4 separate regions of the Homo sapiens genome follow, and all the other regions are linked to region 1. The links are chromatin contacts, found by Hi-C or POLR2A ChIA-PET in ENCODE. All regions are on one chromosome and are shown on one strand. Each heading gives the region's core, a stretch centred on a gene start or an enhancer-like site at or near the end of the contact. The rest is flanking DNA. Distances are from core to core; before and after follow the strand shown. Region 1 holds the start of CDC42SE2 (CDC42 small effector 2). Region 2 holds the start of IL3 (interleukin 3). Region 3 has its middle 420 kb from the start of CHSY3-AS1. Region 4 holds the start of ACSL6 (acyl-CoA synthetase long chain family member 6).

Evidence for each region. A loop is a pair of places that touch in the nucleus more often than their neighbours do. ChIA-PET counts read pairs that join two places held with the same protein, here RNA polymerase II (POLR2A). Pooled maps may share reads with other maps.
Region 2: a pooled map shows a loop between it and region 1 (2.4-fold over the local background). The contact joins the promoter of IL3 here to the promoter of CDC42SE2 in region 1. A Hi-C loop is called at or near these places in 1 of 50 pooled maps. POLR2A ChIA-PET finds 5 or more read pairs at or near these places in 2 of 52 experiments (Panc1 and activated CD8-positive, alpha-beta memory T cell).
Region 3: a loop to region 1 is called in a pooled map, with 9 times the contacts of the local background. The contact joins the enhancer-like site here to the promoter of CDC42SE2 in region 1. A Hi-C loop is called at or near these places in 5 of 37 single-sample maps with no recorded cell type and 5 of 50 pooled maps. POLR2A ChIA-PET finds 5 or more read pairs at or near these places in 1 of 52 experiments (OCI-LY7).
Region 4: a loop to region 1 is called in a map with no recorded cell type, with 3 times the contacts of the local background. The contact joins the promoter of ACSL6 here to the promoter of CDC42SE2 in region 1. A Hi-C loop is called at or near these places in 1 of 37 single-sample maps with no recorded cell type and 2 of 50 pooled maps.

The regions. Positions count from the first base shown.
Region 1 is chr5:131,262,020-131,265,434 of GRCh38, forward strand. It overlaps CDC42SE2 (CDC42 small effector 2), which reads left to right and starts at 2,034. Exons shown (of 5, transcript NM_001375635.1): 1 at 2,034-2,147. RefSeq lists enhancers at 1,318-1,367, 2,496-3,313 and silencers at 1,488-1,557, 1,568-1,617, 1,648-2,297.
Region 2 is chr5:132,059,228-132,062,454 of GRCh38, forward strand. It overlaps IL3 (interleukin 3), which reads left to right and starts at 1,428. Exons shown (of 5, transcript NM_000588.4): 1 at 1,428-1,641; 2 at 1,740-1,781; 3 at 3,085-3,174. The coding sequence starts at 1,480. LOC105379174 (a long non-coding RNA gene) reads right to left here. Exons shown (of 5, transcript XR_001742531.2): 2 at 2,244-2,381.
Region 3 is chr5:130,322,465-130,326,101 of GRCh38, forward strand. No RefSeq gene overlaps it. Among named protein-coding and RNA genes, the nearest start is that of CHSY3-AS1, 420 kb to the left of the region's middle. Within about 2 kb of position 1,712, at least 3 of the 41 ENCODE cell types and tissues checked have a DNase peak (open chromatin) inside an H3K27ac peak, as active enhancers do; they include OCI-LY7, where a contact is called at or near this core.
Region 4 is chr5:132,009,619-132,013,099 of GRCh38, forward strand. It overlaps ACSL6 (acyl-CoA synthetase long chain family member 6), which reads right to left and starts at 2,040. Exons shown (of 21, transcript NM_001009185.3): 1 at 1,887-2,040. The coding sequence starts at 1,935. It overlaps LOC124901062 (a long non-coding RNA gene), which reads left to right and starts at 1,838. Exons shown (of 2, transcript XR_007058933.1): 1 at 1,838-1,927.

The sequences.
Region 1 (3,415 bases), core at 784-3,283:
TCTGAAAATAAATGTTTACATAATGAATACTACCCTTTATAGGTAAATGATAGAAAATTTACTACTTAAGGCATTCACACAAGGTTACTACATTTGTAATTCAAAGGGAGGCTTACAAGCACATATATCAAGTTCGGGAATTTTCTGGTTTTTTTTTTTTGTTCTAGGAAATTTTTAGAATTAATAGTCTTTATGTAACCTTCCTCTACTCTATCATGTTATTCTCATTCAGTGAAATAGGATTGTAGCGTATCATTGGTCAAAAAACTGCATTAAAAGTCAAGTAAATGGTCATCACTGTACTCACAGTAACTGGAAAATCAAAATGCTTATGGTATGATGTAGATAAAGATCTTATGGTTAACTGAAACAGAAACCAAGAGAAAATTTAAAATAAAAAAAATTGGTCATTTTTTGTTGCTTTAGTTTTTTTTAATCTCAGGGAATTTTTAAATTTTTCATTTATTCTAGGGACTTGGGATACATCAGTTGAACAAAACAGACAAAAATCCCAGCTTCTACTAGGGAAGGCAGACACTAAAAGCTAAACATATCAGATAAATACAGGCATACCTCAGTATCCGAGGGGGATTGGCTCTAGGACCACGACCAGTACCAAAATCCTCTCAGGTCTCTAATATAAAATGATATAGTATTTGCACATAACCCACATATATCCTCCTGTATAAATTATCTATAGATTACTTATAATACAATGTAAGTGCTATGTAAATAGCTGTTATATTGTATTGGTTTTTATTTGTATTTTTAAATTGTTGTGTTTTTTTTCCCAAATATTTTCCATCTGTGGTTGGTTGAATCCAGAAACGCAGAAGCCATGGATGCGGAGGGCTGACTCTGAATTATAAAGATTGTTACAAGGTGGGAAGTGTCATGGGATGAAAGGAAAAATAGTAAGGTAGGAAAGATGGAGAATTTTTTTTTTTTTTGGAACACGTGTCACTCTGTCCAGCCCAAGCTGGAGTGCAGTGGCCTGATGATGGCTCACTGTAACGTAACTCCTGGCCTCAGCCTCCAGAGTACCTGGAACTATAGGTACACGCCAACACACCAGGGTAATTTTTTTTTTTTTTTTTTGTAGAGACAGGGTCTCGCTATGTTGCCCACTCTGTTCTATTTTGAAGGTACAACCAACAAGCTTTCTTGACAGATTGAAAGTGAAAATGAGAGTATGAGAGGAGTTATGGATGATATAAAGTTTTTGGCCTGAGTAACTAGAAATCCTCGCCATCAACCTAGAATGGGGAAGACCATACATTACTTACAGGTTCGAGAGCTTACTTCAGTGGCATTACGCTATCCTTTTGAACTTACGATAAAGTTTTGTAGGCATTTTGGTGGACTGCTGGCTGCTAGATAGGGCACTCATGTTTCTGATTTCTGAGATATGTAAAATACACACCCAAAGGAATCACAGAAGTCTAGTACATGTGTAATTTTCACGCATTTCAAACCAGGTGGTTTAGCCAGCCTTAAACCAGTTAATGACTGATTGAACGATTCTGACTTTTACATGAAAAAGCAGTGGTCAGAGGATGGGCTCTCAACCGCTACTGAGAGACCCCTCATCCCACAACCGCTCAGCACCCACCCACCCACCCTCGCCTGTGCGCGTCCACCGCCCCACAACGTGCGCAGACGTCGCTCCTCCGCACGGATGTCCGCGGCCCGGGCCGGGGTGGGAAGGGGCTCCCCCACGCTCCCGCCCAGGTTTGGTCGCCATCTTTCGGAGCGTCCTTTCCCGCGAGTGCTGCAGTCCCGGATCTCAGGCGTCCGTTAGCTACAGAGGCCAATTCCTAACCCGCGCGGCTCGAATCCCGGGGGTCCCATCGCCTGCCGGCCGATTCGCCCATGCCGGAGGTACGGCGGGGGCGGGGCCTGGCGGGGGGCGGGGCCAGCACTGCGGTCGCTGCAGCTGCGCAACGGCGCCCGCCCCTCCGGCCGCTCTAGGGGCGCGCGCCGCCTCTCGCTCCGCCCAACCCGCGCGCGAGCCTGGGCGGGGAGGGGGAGCCAGGAAGCTGCGAGCGCGCTGGGGAGCGCAGCTGCAGGCGTTGGGGCGGCAGGAGCCGCGGAGCCGGCGCTGAGAGGGGCTGCGGCCGGAGCGGGCGGCTGAGACAAAGGCGACGGTGAGTGCAATGCCAGCCCCAGTCGCGCGTCGGCCGCCACGCCTCGCCCTCTCGGTCCCTTGGGCGGGGTCCCGAAGCCCCGAACCCTCGTCCCTGAGGGCTCTGGGGTGAGCGCGGCCCGGCCTTGCCAGCCGCGCGCTGCGGGCTGTGGGCTGAGCCTGCGTCTTCCATTTCAGGTTTGGGCGAGGTCCTCATGCCCTAGGACCCTGCCTTTGGTTTTTCTTCTGTTTCCTCTGAGGAATGGTTACACGCTCAGTTCAGAATTCACGGCAGGCGGACAGCTGAGGCAGCCAACTGACCGCCTGATGTAAAATGGAAAGGCAGACCCCCCCCCTCCCCCCAACTTTTCACGTCTGGAAGTCGGGAGGGTGGTGCGAGGGGCGGGCGGGGAGGGCCCGGGGTCTCTAGGTGAGGGTTTCGGGGAGCAAAGACACCTGGCTCCGGAGCTCCGACTCTTCGCCTGAGGCGCCCGACGCGTTCAGTCCGCGGGTCCTGCCGCGGTTCGCCCCGGGCCCCGGGCTTGAAAGCCCTTGGCTACCTCGTCGCGGGAGCTGAGCTACTCTTACAGGTTGTTTTACCCAGTGCTTGCAGCTTTAAGTTGCGATTTTAGGCAACGGGTGTGGTAGGTAGCGGCTCCTTGATGCCGCATTAACAGCTGAAAAAGCGCCCCGATCCGCTGACTTCACTATGTGTAAGAAACAACATTGGGGATTCCTCTTTAGCTTGCAATTATTTTAAATGATAAGCTTTTTTAGGGGAATTTTGGGGGGTGATGTGCAGTTTACAAAATCTAAATGTTTCGTTGAAGGGCCTGGCTTATAGTACGTGCTCAGTAAAGTATTTGTTGAATGAATGAATCTTGAAATATCAGACAAAGCTTATCTCACATCTAGTAAAATTTAGGCACATACTCCTTGATTATGATTAAGGAAAGAATGTCGGCAAACAGTATGTATTTTTGATATACGTTTTTTAGTTTTTGTCCCACATAACATACTGTTGATGAACAGTCCGTTCTTACTCTCAATATTATGAACATAGAAAATATATATCAAATTTGGATTTTCTCTTTTGGTTTGAGAGAAGTTGGTATACATTTTCTGTTTCTTAAAAACAGGCCTTATTTCTAATCTTTAAAAATAATGGAGAAGATAAAGAGGGAGTGGGATTGTATTTTGAAACCCAGCTTTCTGTTTCATTATGAATAAAGGAGTTTATGTGTTTTTGAGAAGGGACTGTGGTATGGTCTTGCTGCTTTTTGAGCAAGG
Region 2 (3,227 bases), core at 178-2,677, 800 kb after region 1:
CTGCCTCCCCACAGCCACATCCTGGTCCTTGTCTTCACCTGATCTGCTTATGCTCAGAAGCCCAAAGCACCCAAATTCCGCTGCCTCAGCATAACCTCCTATCCCGCATCCCCCACACTGATCACAACACACCGCACCATGACCCAGACCCTGGCCTTTCCTTACTGCTCTCCTCTCCCTCCCACCCGGGGCCAGTCATCTTGAAGAAGTCTTCCACATGCCCCTGTCACACTCATCCCTTTACCAAAAGCCCCTACCCCATGGGGTGGGTCAGGCAGGCCCCAAGACAGGCCCGTATCAGGAGGACCCCTCTTCTCTCAGGGGCTGCCCTCTGGGATAACCACCCCCGCCCTTCTGGGTTTCCTGCTTCCTATCTGGCTGCAGTTTCTCAGGTCCCTTGTGGATTTCCCCATGGTCTGTCCCCACTCACATCCCCTCTCTGCAAACCTTGCCTACTGGGCCTGCACCTGGCAAATCCATGCTCAGCACAGACGGGGATCAAGACCTCTCAATACAACTGTCTCCTGCCAATCCCTGCCCCAGCAGCCTGAGGCCCAGTCTGAAACCAGGGAGTTGCTCTCCTTTCTCCTCCCTTGACCTCACCCCTCAGACCATGCCAATTCTGCCTCCTAAACCTCCCAGGCCAGCCCCTCCCCCAGCTCCCAGTGACAGTGTCCTCAGGTACCTGAGCTCAGCTCTCGGTGCTACCAGAGGGACTGCCAGGGGCTGCAGCCGGGCCTCCTGCAGAGGCTGAGTCCCACACGCAGGGAACAGCCATGCCACTGCTAGCAGACCAGTAAGAGAATGGCCACCTGGGGCCTGAGCGCCCTCGGCCATCCACCAGAAACAAAGTGTCAAGGAGAAGCTGCCCGAAGCCCATGGGACAAACCACTGGGGACTGGAACACCAGTAATTCTGTATTGGGAAGCGGCACCAAGAGATGTGCTTCTCAGAGCCTGAGGCTGAACGTGGATGTTTAGCAGCGTGACCGGCTACCAGACAAACTCTCATCTGTTCCAGTGGCCTCCTGGCCACCCACCAGGACCAAGCAGGGCGGGCAGCAGAGGGCCAGGGTAGTCCAGGTGATGGCAGATGAGATCCCACTGGGCAGGAGGCCTCAGTGAGCTGAGTCAGGCTTCCCCTTCCTGCCACAGGGGTCCTCTCACCTGCTGCCATGCTTCCCATCTCTCATCCTCCTTGACAAGATGAAGTGATACCGTTTAAGTAATCTTTTTTCTTGTTTCACTGATCTTGAGTACTAGAAAGTCATGGATGAATAATTACGTCTGTGGTTTTCTATGGAGGTTCCATGTCAGATAAAGATCCTTCCGACGCCTGCCCCACACCACCACCTCCCCCCGCCTTGCCCGGGGTTGTGGGCACCTTGCTGCTGCACATATAAGGCGGGAGGCTGTTGCCAACTCTTCAGAGCCCCACGAAGGACCAGAACAAGACAGAGTGCCTCCTGCCGATCCAAACATGAGCCGCCTGCCCGTCCTGCTCCTGCTCCAACTCCTGGTCCGCCCCGGACTCCAAGCTCCCATGACCCAGACAACGCCCTTGAAGACAAGCTGGGTTAACTGCTCTAACATGATCGATGAAATTATAACACACTTAAAGCAGCCACCTTTGCCTTTGCTGGTGAGTAGCTTGGATAAGACTGGCCTGCAGCAGTGAGGGGTGGTGGCTGCCTAAGGCCAAAAGGCCTCATGGGCCTTTCTCTCCCTTCACCCCCACAGGACTTCAACAACCTCAATGGGGAAGACCAAGACATTCTGATGGTAAGAGCTCAGCCCGTGGATCCCGATCCACTTCCTGCCTGGGTGACTTCAGCCATGTCATTCCATCTTACCTAGCCTTGCTTTCTTCATCTGTAAAATAGGGTTAATAGCACCTATCTCAGTGGGATTGTTATGACAATCAAATGGCACAATGTGCATGTTCTGGCCCAGCATCTGGCACTTAAGAGTTCAATACATGGCCACAGCCATGGCTATAATAATGAAAATGACTTTTAAATTAGAAAATGAAAAGGCAGTTCTAGGTGAGGAATACCAAGGGCCTTAAGGTCAGTGTTTGGTAGGGCAGACTCTGGACTGACAGACAGAAATTTCCCCCTCAGATGTGCCAGCTTCTTTTTCCCTTAAAAAATTGAGTTTGTGTTTTCCACCCTCATTGGCTGTGGCATTATCATTTACAGTTATTTTTCATGGTTCCAGTTGGTTGCAGTTGTTCTGTCTCACCTTTGCATGACATTTCTTGGGTCAAACAAGAAGTGGAAGCCTTTGCTGAGTTCCTGGGCCATCTGTGTTTGGGGCACTCACAGCTCACATGCTGCACCCATTTCCATGCTGGGGTCTCTGTGATTTTCTTCTTGATTTCTAGGAGACTTTAATTCAGTCAGGGCATGAACACTGTTATCAGCCTCTGAGCTACAAATACTTCCCTTGGAAAACCCCCTGTCTTTTGTAGAGCTTCTTTTTGGAGATATTTTTTCCCCCAAGTGCAGAAAGATCCACCTAGGTACCCCCTCCCCACCCATTTTTTTTTTTTTTTTTGAGACAAGAGTCTCACTCTGTTGCCCAGGCTGGAGTGCAGTGGCACGATCTCAGCTCACTGCTACCTCTGCCTCCTGAGTTCAAGCAATTCTCCTGTCTCAGCCTCCCAAGTAGCTAGGATTACAGGCATGCACCACCACTCCCATTTTTGTATTTTTAGTAGAGACGGGGTTTCACCATATTGGTCAGGCTGGTCTTGAACTCGACCTCAGGTTATCTGCCTGCCTCGGCCTCCCAAAGTGCTGGGATTACAGGCTTGAGCCACTGCGCCCAGCCCACCTAGGCCCTTTATGTAGCTCAAATGGAGCCAGAGACTGGGGGCTTGAGGAAACCAGGTCCTGCCTGCCACTCACTTCTAGGCCTGTGCCCTTGGGCAGGGACCCACCTGAGGCAAGAACGGGACTAGGAGGGAACCCGAGGATGTCCCCAACAGTGGGCTTGGGAAACTGTGGGGGTGACTTCCACCTGCTTGTGGGAGGGATACTCTGTAACCTTTCCCCCTTAAGTGTATTCTCTGCCCCGTTAGGAAAATAACCTTCGAAGGCCAAACCTGGAGGCATTCAACAGGGCTGTCAAGAGTTTACAGAACGCATCAGCAATTGAGAGCATTCTTAAAGTATGTGAAGCTGTTGAGGGTTTGGGATCCCTGTGTTGGCCCTGCCCTGCCTC
Region 3 (3,637 bases), core at 462-2,961, 940 kb before region 1:
GAACACCATTTGTAGGCTTTTGGCTGTAGTATGTGAGAAAAATTATGCATTCTGTCTTCCTGACATGCTCTCTTCAGGCTTCATAATGTTGTTTTGGTAGCAGTGTAAAGTATTCTTTATTATTTTGTAAATGTGTCCTCAAAATAACAGGTATTATTTTGGTATAATTCTAGTTAAGTAAAACTCTGGCAGAACTGTTAAGTTATAGAGTAAAAGACATTTCTACAGGTTGGTTAAACCCCTACTTATAGCTCCTATATATTACTCTTGTGAATGGCTGCTGATACCAAGCAAAGATTTTAAGGGTTATTAATTTAACTTCTTCTGATGTACTCAACAACACTTTCTAAAAATCACATGCAGTAATTTCCTCCTACTTACTTCAAGCATTAAGTGAACAGATTTGTATAATTTTGTATGCATAATTTTATTTTAATCTATAATGTAGGTGCCATCACTAAGTTCTGCTGAAGAATTGATTACTACAAATATTTTTGTTTTCTTTAATTTGGAATATATATATAAAATCTAGGAATACAAAATGCTGTATAATGGAATCCAAACTTTTCATTTTTTGTATTTATCCTTTAGAATAGTAAAAGTTCATGCATGCCTTTAGGACAATATTAGAGTAAGTTAGTAGAAAGAAATGTAGAATAATGCTATTAGGTTTTCTGTGTTTTTTCACTTTCCCATATAAAATGTGGTTTCCTAAGGTTAGATGGGAAAACGACAGTTGTTTTCTAATAATCTTAATTTCTAGTTCTGCTCTCAATGTCTAGCTCTGCTCTCTACAAACCATTATTTTCATTCTTTTTTATTTAGGTAGTAATTTGATATAATTAATACACTCCCACCCAAGGCACAGAAAAAATAATTATAACAATTCATTCTAACATGTGTTCTCCTTTAATATTGTTTCACAATGAAAATATGGACCTTTGGTAAAAACATAATTTCTCCTCTTCGTTTGAAAATGTAAAAATCATAGGTAGCTTTTGTGATACTAGGTGCTCAAATACTTGTAGTATTTTATGATAGAAACAACTCTGTCAAAGATTGTGTTAATCTTCTTAAGCAACAAGAATTCCTATTGGTCTTTTCCTTACACATTAAATTGAACCAAATAATTTCAAAAGTCTCAAAAGCTGTGAAATTATTATAATAATTGGAAATGTGTCAAAGTGTGGAGTATTTATATGACAATTTCATTTAAGCTTTCAGGGCACTATTGAAACACATTTCAACCTTAAATGGCCATCCAGGCAGAGGCTTTAGAAGTAAATTGTTTACATTGATTCACAATCCCATAAGCCTTTATAGTAAACTATCCTCTTTGAATTTACTACCTTGGTTAATTCAGCAGAAAATTGCTTTCTATTTCTGAGACCCGCTTAGAAGGCTTGAGCAGATTTTTTTTTAAAAAAATTGTTCTGCGATGATGATGAAGGGAGACTTGAGAATCCCTTTGAAAAATAGAATTGACTACAGACCGAACAGCCTGTGTTTATGGATAACTGAGCTTCACACCTCTCACTGAAGGTGAGAAAGTCCTATTGAAGATGACAAAGCCCTTATCACAGTGCCTGGTACAAGGTGGGTACCCAAATGTGTGTCCCTATAAGACAGCAGCAAAGAAACTGTTACTCCTCAAAAACTCTCATCTCCACTGAATGGGTATAGGACATAGAATCTTCCTGTACTTAAGCAACTTTTAAATAGCACTTTATACACTCTCAAAAGATCAATTACATCAGAGTAGCTATGGCTTGTGAAAGTAAAAAAGGGAAGTGAGCAATATCTTAAGAATACCTGGCAGATAAGAAATGCAGCTGTTATGATTGCCTAACTGACCACCTGTTTCCTGTTGAAGGAGCCAGTTGTACTAGTGGAGAGATTTTAAAAGGAATTAAAATACATTCTTCAAATTTACATCAAAATGGATATCATACTATCTACTGTTTCATGATTAAGAACACATACAAAGCCCTTCTTTTATCATGCCTATAGTTCCTGGTGTTCCTGAAAAGTTATAGTGAGACTCAACTATGTACTGAAAGAAAGGAGAGGTAGAAATCATACTCAGCAGCAAATGGGATGCCTGAATCTGAATCCCAGCTCTGCAGTTTACTAACCATGTGACTGTAGAAAATGTTCCAATCTCTCTTATTTTTCTCATCTCTTAAATGGTGATACTAATAATAGTTACATCCTAGGGTGTTGTGAGAACGAAATGAGTTAATATATGCTAAGCATTCAGAACAGCCTGCCAAATAATGAACACTACGTAAGCATTGACTTATTAATATTTTGTTATTACTTTATAAGCACGAATTTTCTGTAATCAGGGAAAGAAAGAGAAAAGCAAAGAAACCTTGATGTTCCAAGCAAGTAAATACTCAAGTTCATCCAGTTGTGTTTCTATCAAATGTGAGGGGTTTAGGAGTAGACTATCTTCTTTATTTTATACCTGATGGAACTTAGGCAAAAGGGAATAACTGGCTTGTATCAGATGATGTCAGTCATTGATTCAGTCACTTTCAGAGCTTTTCTTTTTATTTTTCTTTCCATGATGAGCATTTACTCTTTCAACAGCCAAAGATCATTTCCACGTTCTTCTGGTAATGAAACTGAGCAGGTGTCCCACAGAGCTGATGTTCGTGGTTTCTTTGAATAAACATAGAAGTTGGCCCTCCTAGTTTTAAAACCTGAGAAAGTTGCATTTGTCTTATCTGAGTTCCTTTCCAAGGAAACCAGCCATCAGGCCTCCCAAATAGTAGCAAGGAGCTGAAAGTCACCAGATCACTGCATTTGGACAATCAGATGCCCGACACTTTATCTGTTAAGTTTGCCTAACTGACCACTTGCTTCCCATTGACCAGCTGCTCTTCTTTACCCCTCCCTAATTCCTGTTTTCCCACACATGGTTACATTTCTTCCCTGCTATATCAGCTCCTAATTTTAGTCAGTCAGGGAGATGGATTTGAGACCTCCTGGCCTCTTGGCTGCAGCACTCTATTAAAGGCTTCATCTTTGGCAATACTTGTTTCAGTGATAGGCTTTCTGTGAAGCAAGAAACAGGATCTAGACCGAACATCTGGTGTTTTGGTAACAGTAAGTGAACACAATTTCCTTTGAAAGTTGTCCCTCGCTGACAAGGATGCCAGTTGTATTTCACCAAGCCCGGTAAGGGTCATTGACCTGCGCCTGGCCAGGCAGCCAACGTATTGTTGGATGAATGTTACAAAAGAAGGGCTGCTGATCTTTTATATGGCGCTTAATATATAAATACTGGATAACAGAAGCACACTTTACTCTGAGATCAGTGGGCTGACATCATGTAAACTTAAGGCTGTCTACAAATATGGCATTCCCATTTTTATCTTCCATCTGGGGGAAGCCCAGCAGCAATGGAGGAAATGAGGCCAACACATAAAGTGAAGCAGAGCTAATGGATGAAAGAAGAATTCTGATGGTATCATTTAAGTATCCGGAGTCTTGAGACCTTTCCTACATCTGGATTTCCAACATATGAAAGCTAATAAATTGCTCATTTTTTTGCTTAATCTATTTTCACTTGAAGTTCTGTCAATTGTGATGAACAGAGAGCCAACTAAAACAAAAATACTGCAAATGG
Region 4 (3,481 bases), core at 790-3,289, 750 kb after region 1:
AGCCACTACCTGCCCCAAGAATCGCTCCTGCTTGACGGTTCTGAGGCCCTGTATAGTCTCTCAGTGAGGCAGATTCCCCAGTTTCCCATTAGAGGAGGGAGCTGACCACTTTAGGAAATGCTCCACAAGGAAACAGGACTCCACTTTGAGTCAGTGCCAGCTAACCCTGCTCACAGACAAGGACCCCACAGGGTGAGGGACTTTTTCTCACAGGCTGCTGATGACCCCGGTCACAAGTGGTCTTGCAGCCCCTAGACACCTCCCTGCAGCCACAGAAGATCAAGTCTTCAGAGAGCTGACCTTGGACCCATGGTTGGGTGGGGCCTCCTGAGGGTAGGGCAAAGGGGTCCTGGCAGTGGGGAGAGGCTCTGAGACCATCCATCACTCAGGCATTAAATGGTGGCTGTTACGACCACCATCACCATTATTTTAATTATCCTTGCCCTTTACCTCCAACCCCAGCTCTAGCCCTGCCCTTGTCTGCTGGATGTGCCTCAGGACCAGAGTGCCCCTGCACAGCCAGTCACAGACACTGGCAGACAGAAGGAGCTTAGGGAGCTGAGGGGATTAGGGAGGCTTCACTCACTCTCCCAGCTCAGGGGAAGTGTCCCTGTGGCCTAACTTAAGGAAATGGTGGGGGTGAAGGAAGTGATTACTAGGCCCACCAACCCTCCAGGTTCAGGCCTGATCCAGCCAAGCACTTAGCATTGGTTGATCAATTAAAACCTCGAATGGAATCCCAGTCTGCCAAATATCCATGTGACACTAGGCAAGTCAATTGACCTCTGAACTCAGTAAAAAAAGGGATGGTGCCACCGACCTCCTAGGGTTTTCCATGAATATTAAATAACACGTACAAAGCCTCAGGTAAAGATTTCAAGAGGGTCAACTTCCTCCCCTTCCTTGGCTCAGAAAAAGCTTTATTACCACTTCTGATGGTGCTGTTTGAATGTGAGATAATAATAAACACTAACATTCATAGAGCATTTGCTGTGGCCTAGGACAGGTTTAAGGCCAATTTAAGGATCAAGCACTGCACACAAATTATCAGGCTGAATCTGCACATGGGGGTTGGGGTGGAGGTGGAGATCCTTTAGTGGTATTATACTCTGGAGGACCCCAGGCTCAGAGAGGGGAAGTAGCCGGTGCAGGTGGTAGAACTGGCAGATAAAAGGGCCTGTGGTGAGACTCCAGGTGTGGGTGTATGGGGGGTTGAGGGAGGTAAGCGCGGAGGCGGGATCGAGCAGGGGTCCTTGTAGCCGCCTAAGAAGTGCAGTGGTGAAGCTGACTCCTGTGAGGTGGAGGGGAGGGGTCTGGAAACAGTGGAGACACAGCAGCCCTGGGCAGAGCAGAGGAGCCAGGTGAACCCTACCTTACAGAAATCTTGTACTCTGGCTGAAGGACGGGCAGGGAGGGGTCGTGAGGAAGCCCCTCGCCGGGATCAGGAAGCCTAGGTCAGTCCGGGTTACATAGCTGACCTGCTGTGGGACCTCGGGGACCAACACCCTCGGTTTCTGGTCCCAGGAGATGGACAAGGACGCAATGTCTGTTCCTGGCCTTGGCTCAGGGCCTAATCTGATCCGCGGATGGTCCTTGCCATCAGGGAAGGGGGACGCAAGAACTCGGCGGGGGTTTGTGGTGGGGTCGCAGAGAGCAAGCCCTATATCTCCCTCCGCAGACCCAGGTGCTCCCCAAACCCGGCCCGGAGCCCGCGAGAACTGGGGGCGGAGGGTGTACTTAGGCGGCCCTGGGGACCTTGACGGGACAGCTCAGCAGCAGGGGATGGGGGCTCGGCGGCCGCGGAGATGTAACACCTCCACCTCGGGCGAAGACCTCATAGCCTGCGGGAGATGGGAGTCCGGGACGCGGACAGGACGGGCACTTACCTACGAATAGCCAGAGGGAGCCCCCCGACACGAGGAAGAAGGTCAGCATGGCGGTCAGCGGGGCCCGGCCCGGCCCGGCCCGGCCTCCCCGACCCGCAGCCCCGCAGCCCCGCAGCCCAGCAGCCCCAGCAGTAGCCGCGCCGCCGCCGCCGCTGCCGGGTATTTTTAGCCCCCGCCCTCCGGCCCCGCAGCTCCCGCCTCCCCGCGCCGCTGCGGAGACGGCTCAAGGGGGAGGGCGCGGCGCGCACTCGCAACCGAGCCTTACTCCCTGCCCTGCAGCCTGGCCGGCCGGGTCTGGGGCTTGCCCCGCACTGACCGCGGTGTCGGAACCGCCAAGCTCCCGGGCGGGGGAGGGGCCCGGCCGCAGAGCGAACCAGCCCTCTCCGGCCCCGCTCTCCAACGTCAGTACCTGGCATTCTGCGGAAACCGGCTGGAAGGGGGAGCACGGGCGACGAGCGCCAGAGCGTGACATTGAGCCCACCCCGCCGCCACCCACCCCATCAACACGCGACCCTGCCCCCGCGCGACTCGCAGCCTGGGTTTTATGGCTGGGCAGGCTCGAATGGCAGCCGGGTCGCGGTTACCTGTCCTAGGAGGTGCACACTCCTGTGGGCTGTTGCCCGCTGACACCAACGCCCCCTAGGACCCGAGTTTGCAGACATGGGGAGCCTCCGGGTGCCACCTCTGCAAACCAGTGAGGGGAGGGAGTGGCAAGTGTTCACCTAGGCTCTGACAAATCAGGCAGCTAGACCAGATAGTGCCCAGATCATCTGGGGACGCACGAGTTCAGGTCTGAGGCTACGCAAGGTCACAGGAGACTCAGTGTGATCACAGGCTGCCATATGTGTTCACCAGTAGTAACATGGTCACAGGCAGCCACATGGAATCACAGGTGTCTCATGAGGAAATCATGATCTTCGTACACAACTGTATGTGGCACACGAGGTCTCAAGAAGCCCCTCATAGCCACAATAAATGGCCATATAGCCACACACAGCCACAGATGCCCACACTGCTGGGCTGAGGGCTTGGACACCTGTTGCAGTGTCTGCCATTGAAAGGAGGAAGCCCAGTTGCACATTTTCTGAAATAATAAGGGTAGGCATCCTGGTGGGCACCCCATGAACATCTGCACCTCCAAGCAAGATCACCTCTTCCCAATGCCCTTGCTTGTTTTCCTCAAGCATGCAGAGCCCACCAGGACTCCAGCACCGAGGACAGCGCTCAGGCAGCCGGGCCTTCTCTATACGCAGCCCTCCCAGGCCAGGAGCTGGCTGAGCCACAGCCCAGAAAGAAGAGGATAGAAAACCAGAGAGCAGAAGTCAGGAAGCAGAGAGTGGAAGAGCATGAGATCTCTTCAGGCCCACCAGAGACCATCAGCCATGAGTGCATGTGGGCTCACAGCTCAGCAGCTGGGTGTGTGGGGGGGCCTGTATCTGTAGTACGAGTACATGGCATGTGTGTGCCCAGGCCTGTGTGCACCTTGTAGTGGTGCAAGTGTGCAGATGTGTGCCTCTGAGTCACTTCCAATCTTTACAATAGGATCCTACACCTTCTCCATCATAGGATCTGGACTCCTGGGAGAGCTGCTCCAG